Linked DNA regions of Mus musculus: region 2 is linked to region 1. A link is a loop called in an ENCODE intact Hi-C map of the cell type or tissue named here. Cell type or tissue: heart. All regions are shown on one strand. Links, peaks and the distances in the headings refer to the core of each region. The heading gives the core; the rest is flanking DNA.

Region 1 (2,910 bases), core at 236-2,735:
CCAGGGAGCAACGCTTGCTTTCCCAAAGATCAAACCATGGCAAAGGCCTTCTGGCTGCTGGCTACAAAGACGTCTGAAACCTTCTGACCCAGAGGGAAGTCCGTCTGAGAACACAGTCTGTCACATGAGTTCCATGGCTAAGTGTGGTCACACTGCGTGTGACTGCAGACTCCCTTCCTTCTCTGTGTCCCTCTTTCCTCCATTGCCAAGTCTGAAACCATGCTGCTCTCAACACAGTACAAAGAAGACCAGACTGAGTTGGAACTGCTGGAGCAGCTTGAGATGCAGGAGTACCCTGAGATGCAGGAGCACTCTGAGATGCTGGAGCACTCTGAGATGCAGGAGCACTCTGAGATGCTGGAGCACTCTGAGATGCAGGAGCACTCTGAGATGCAGGAATACTCTGAGATGCAGGAGTACCCTGAGATGCAGGAGCACTCTGAGATGCTGGAGCACTCTGAGATGCTGGAGCACTCTGAGATGCTGGAGCACTCTGAGATGCTGGAGCACTCTGAGATGCTGGAGCACTCTGAGATGCAGGAATACTCTGAGATGCAGGAGTACCCTGAGATGCAGGAGCACTCTGAGATGCTGGAGCACTCTGAGATGCTGGAGCACTCTGAGATGCTGGAGCACTCTGAGATGCAGGAGCACTCTGAGATGCAGGAGCACTCTGAGATGCTGGAGCACTCTGAGATGCTGGAGCACTCTGAGATGCTGGAGCACTCTGAGATGCTGGAGCATTCTGAGATGCAGGAATACTCTGAGATGCTGGAGTTCCCTGAGATACTGGAGTACTCTGAGATGTAGGAGCACTCTGAGATGCTGGAGAACTCTGAGATGCTGGAGAACTCTGAGATGCTGGAGCACTCCGAGATGCTGGAGCTGGTCACTCACAAAAGGACAATTCTGAAGTAAGTGAGAGAACAGGGTTGCTCCAGTGGCTACCTTTCTGTGGTAGATGCTGCTAAGCATTTTCCTCCAGACAGACACGTACTATAATTTGTGTACTTTTCAGAGAGCAAGTGGGCTCCTAGAAACAAGCTGACTTCTCTCAGCTTGCCCATCTCGCAGGCCTGGGACCCTCCCTCTGAGAAGGCTGTCTCACCCTCCGCTCTAGCCCTGTGCCTCTTCCATTGGCCATTTTGTAACTTCCCTAAAATCAGGAGGGTCTTGTGAAATTTTCTCTAGAAGAAATTTAGAAATTACTCCTGGAAAGCTCCAGTGGGTCTCTTCTCTTTCAAAGTCCTTTCCCGAGAGCAATCCACAAGTTTAAATCCAGTTCCCAAAAGTCCCAGGAACCGACAACCTGATCTCTGGAAAAACACAAATGAAGATTTCTCTGGAATTCTCAAGCTATGGTACAGTGAGATGGAAAGGGGCTGGCATTAACAGTCTCTCAGGATCTAACTGAGTTTTTTTTTTTCCTTGATTTTTTTATTTCTTGATTTTTTTTTCTTATTTCTTGACTTTAATAGTTAAAAGCAAAAAAGGAAGACTTACTCAACGAGGCCACGTTGGACTGAGGAACAAAGAGGCCATCTTCCTGGACAAAATGTCCAACTTCAGGGACATTTATTTTTTAAGTAGCAGGGTGGAAGGGGGGATTTTTTTTCTTTAATGACCTAAGCTGAAACAAAGGCGACAACAACAACAACAACAACAACAACAACGACACCCGAAATATCTTTGTCTTTCCTCAGGAGAAGTGTCTTAGGACAGAGTGGCTGCTACAGCGGAGGTGTTGCTCAATGTTGTGTTACAACACTATTCCAACTGTCGCTGGGGCGGGGATGGCAGTCTTGCATCAACCCCCTGCAAGGTGTTTCCTGGGCTTTGCAGACAGCAGTGGGGGAGGTGCTGCTCCTCTTGTGAAGGCAGATAATGCCTCCCGCTCCCTCAGCTATCTTCTGGGGCTCGCCCTGGAGATAACAGCTTCACTGCCTGAGGGAGCCCCACGCTCCCAATTTGTAGATCTATATTGATGAAGCTTTTTGTGTTTATCAGACACAGTTTTATCATTCCTCTCCAAATGCCCCCAGTCACACTCAGCCTTTGAACTTTGGCGAATTTATCAAATGGGAGCAATGATTGAGGAGATGTAAAGGCTTATCTGGAATTCTAAAGAAAGAGGAACCGAGCCACGGATCTCTCTGCTAGAGCAGGTCTTTTGGGTGTGTGTGTTTGTGTGCATGGGCTTGTGTTTGTGCGTGCTTGTGTGTGTACGTGTACACACATGAGCACAGGCATGTGTGTTTGCACATGCACACGGGCACATGAAAACAGAGGAAGATGTTTCTTATCTGGGGCAGTAGATTGCTCTATGTAGACATCTTATGCATTTTGTTTTCCTGGACACCTTGCCTTGGATCTTTCTCAAGGCCCCAGAGCAGGTGGTTGAGCTCAGCCTGACTCGCAGTGTGCACAGAATGACAGGCCCTGCATAAGACCCACTTTGACCTCATTTAGATCAGGACTCTCTGAAACCAAGTATCAGCCCTTGAATGGGATTCATGCTGGCTTGTGTTACTTGTATCTTCTTAACAGGCAAACAGCACGAGGCTTTTGAAAGGTTCCAGACACCTTTAGAATCTTGTTCCTTCGTTTTTTTTGTCTTGTTCCTTCTTTTTTTGTCTACTTTTCTCCCCCTCTCTCTCATCTCTCTTTGTCTCTGTTTCTTTCTGTCTCTCCGTCTCTCTCTCATTCTTTTATCAAATTCTACTCTGCAAATCAATATAGAAAGGCGGGGAGGTGGGGACAGATGAAGAGGATGAGGCCCCTCCCTATGCTGGCACAGAGGCCCCTGCGATGCTCCCAATATCAGAGAGAGGTATGGGAGGAAGGAGGAGAGAGAAGGGGAAAAGAGGGGAAGGAAGGAGATGAGAGGGAGGGGGAAGGAGAGGGAGGGGA
Region 2 (2,910 bases), core at 90-2,589, 280 kb after region 1:
ACACACACACACACACACACACACACACACACACACACACACTAACATCATGCACAAATTAAAAATAATAAATCTAAAAAATTTGCCAGTAAGATCTCAAGAGGCTTTGGCTTATTGTAGAGTTTAAGGTACTTAAATATTTTAAGCCAAAATTAAATAAATACAAAAATCATAAAGTAACTTTTTAGAACATAGTTGGGAAACCAGTTCTTAAATACATTAAATACATTTTTTTCCTTCCAGCAAGGCATGGATTATAAGGACTTATAACACAGAGCTTTTTGTGCTGCGGGTAAGACTTAAAAAATGGAGTTTTAAAAAGAACTACTAGAGTTGTCAAACAACAACAACAAAAACAAAAACAACATTTACATTGCAAAGTAAGGGATTGAGGTTTAAGTTTAGATAGTACCATGAAGGATGGCTAAGCCCTCGTAGTTACTATTTCTGTTTTTCGAGTTTCACATAACTTCACAGGGCTCTCTGTTCATGCTGCATCCTGAGTGAGGTAAGATAAATGGGAAAGTTGTGTCCGAGGCTTCTTCTTGGGGCTCCAGCGGTATTCTCTGGGTATCATTTGGACAAAAGTCATCAATACATTATCTCTCACGGGAGGCAGGAGAATGCCCCCTAAAGATTTGAGGACCTAATCCATAAATCTGCAAACATGTGAATGGGCATCTTCCACGGAGAAAGGGAGCATGCCTGTGTGATGGAGCTGAGGACTGTGAGAGATGGGAGCAGCTAAGGTTACCCAGATGGACCTAGCTCAACCACAAAGGTTCCTAACAGAGTGTTTGCTTCTGACTGTGATCACAAGATCTGCCTGAAATGAGAATCAGATGGGACCTAGCAGATTTTGAGGATGGACCAGGGGAGGTTATATGCCAAGAAGGGCAGGCATCTCAGGAGATTATACAACAACGCAAGAAAACAGGTGTAATAGAGCCCCCAACAGAGAGGATTGGCCCTTCAGAAATCTTGATTTAACTCCTGTGACTTCTGTCAGATTTCTCCATCCTCATGGGTGAAATTTTAATTCCCAGATAGTCTGAGGTGGTGGGCTTGTTGGTGACTTCTTACATGGAAAACCAAAGCAAAGCTAGGGACTATCACCCAAAAGCTAGAATGTTCACCTGGACGATCGCCCTCTTTACTGAGTTTCTCCCTGATGTAAAAAGCAAGCAAACCACTTCCCACTCTTCCGTGTTGACAAATCAGACCCAACTCCCATGCAAAGACTGCTTCATCTTCCCAAAGATGTTCACTGTTTCTGCATGAGAGATACTGTGTTAAACCTACGCATGCAGACAGGAAGGAACAGCCAGCTGCCTCCTGGCCCCTCAACTTGCTGTAGGGTGAGATGGGTTCCCCTTCTCTCTCTTCTTCCTTCCTTCCTTACAGAACAAAACGCAGACTCCTGCCATCCACAGACACCCATTGCCCTTTTCAGCATAGGCAATGTACCATCCTCCTGATCTTGCAGAGGAGGGAACCGAAACACAGGTGAAGAGCCTGCCAGGGTCATATGCTAATAAGTGGTGGAGTCGGGAAAACAATCCTACACAGTCTGGCTTCACAGTCTGTGGCTTGACTGTTACAGCCCACGGGCTTGCATACAAATAATATCAAGGGCAGGGTGAGGAGTGAAACAATGGGGATGAGAGACAGTGGGGGTGTGACACGCAGGGCGCCTTGAACATCAAAGTGGCAGGCTCTTTTGAAGGAGATGGAAAATGCCGGCTGATACGGTAACATTTTATCTTAATATGAACCCGTGATAATAGCTAACATTTACTTTCTCCTGTATGTTATCTCTTGTTATGAAACATTCCAAGATGTAATGGTTTAAAATAACAGCCATTTGGTCATGCTCATAAGCCTACCTGTTACCCAATCAGTTCTCGTGGGACTGACTTGGTGTCAGTTTTAACTCAGGGGCCGTGGGCAGCTGTTGTAGATGGTGGCTGAGCCTTCTCTCATGTTTGGGGCTCTCTGGCTAGAGGCTATGCTTGCCTCAGTCCCCCTCACCTGTTTTGCCCTCTCATATGCTAGCCCAGGCATGTTTGCACGGAGGCAGACACCCGGCAAGGCATTCTTTCTGCTTAGATCTATTATTGCAGAGAACAACATGGGAAATTTCAATAAATCCAGGCAAGGGACTCAAGAAAAAAAAAAACAAAACTATTTTTGGATGGTCACAATACAAAGGGACTTGAGCACAAGAAGGGCAGAAATCTGGGACATTTTAGTTATTCATTGACCATTACTATGGTTGGATTACCTTGGACTCATAGCCAATCTCAGATACACATGATGTTGTTGAAGTCACTTGGTAGCTCATTTGCATTGACTCTGGGCCCCGTCACACAAGAGCCTAGGGACACAGCTTGTGTGCCCAAGGATCAGGAAGAAGAGCGAAAAGGAGCGTGTGAATTCCTTGAAGGCTCAGTGTGGTGAGATTGTAGCCACATAACAGGGATTGTCATGAGGTTGGGAGTAAATCAGGAGGAGGGGCTGGAGGCGGGAAGCATGGGGAATGGGTGTGATGTCCTGTGGGACCAAGGCTGGGGACTTTGATTAGGAGAGTGGATCAAGAGAAGAATGGGCTGGAAGGAGAAGGTGTTGGGGAAAGATTAGAGCGATAGGGAAACATGGAGAGGATATCCCACAGCAGAGATTTAGGAGAGCCAGGACTACGGATGGCTGGGGAGGCCGGGTCACTTGTATAAGTGAAGACCATGTTTCCTCAATGTTGTCTATATACGCCGTAACAGCTCAGTGCCAATTCCATTCAGTCTGTAGTCTAAGGACTTGAGACGTATCAGGGACTAAAAAAACAAACATTAGCCTTGAGCATTTAGTGAAGAGATATTACCAACACGGGCGTTGATCATCGAAGAAACAGTG

The links. A loop is a pair of places that touch in the nucleus more often than their neighbours do. Peaks named below come from ENCODE experiments on the same cell type or tissue, not always from the same donor. Only the 100,000 strongest peaks of a DNase experiment are listed, where the experiment ranks them.
Region 2: a loop joins it to region 1, with 1.9 times the contacts of the local background. A loop is called at or near these places in 1 of 42 quality-filtered maps.

What each region holds. Positions count from the first base shown.
Region 1 is chr16:92,713,866-92,716,775 of GRCm38, forward strand. The region is part of intron 2 of Runx1 (runt related transcription factor 1); the gene reads right to left. Among named protein-coding and RNA genes, the nearest start is that of Gm30281, 47 kb to the right of the region's middle. In heart, for the core only: no CTCF peak of the experiment used is centred there; a DNase peak (open chromatin) is centred at 1,796; H3K4me3 peaks cover 551 bases; H3K27me3 peaks cover 1,878 bases.
Region 2 is chr16:92,993,821-92,996,730 of GRCm38, forward strand. No RefSeq gene overlaps it. Among named protein-coding and RNA genes, the nearest start is that of Gm41499, 38 kb to the left of the region's middle. In heart, for the core only: no CTCF peak of the experiment used is centred there; no DNase peak of the experiment used is centred there; H3K27me3 peaks cover 1,528 bases.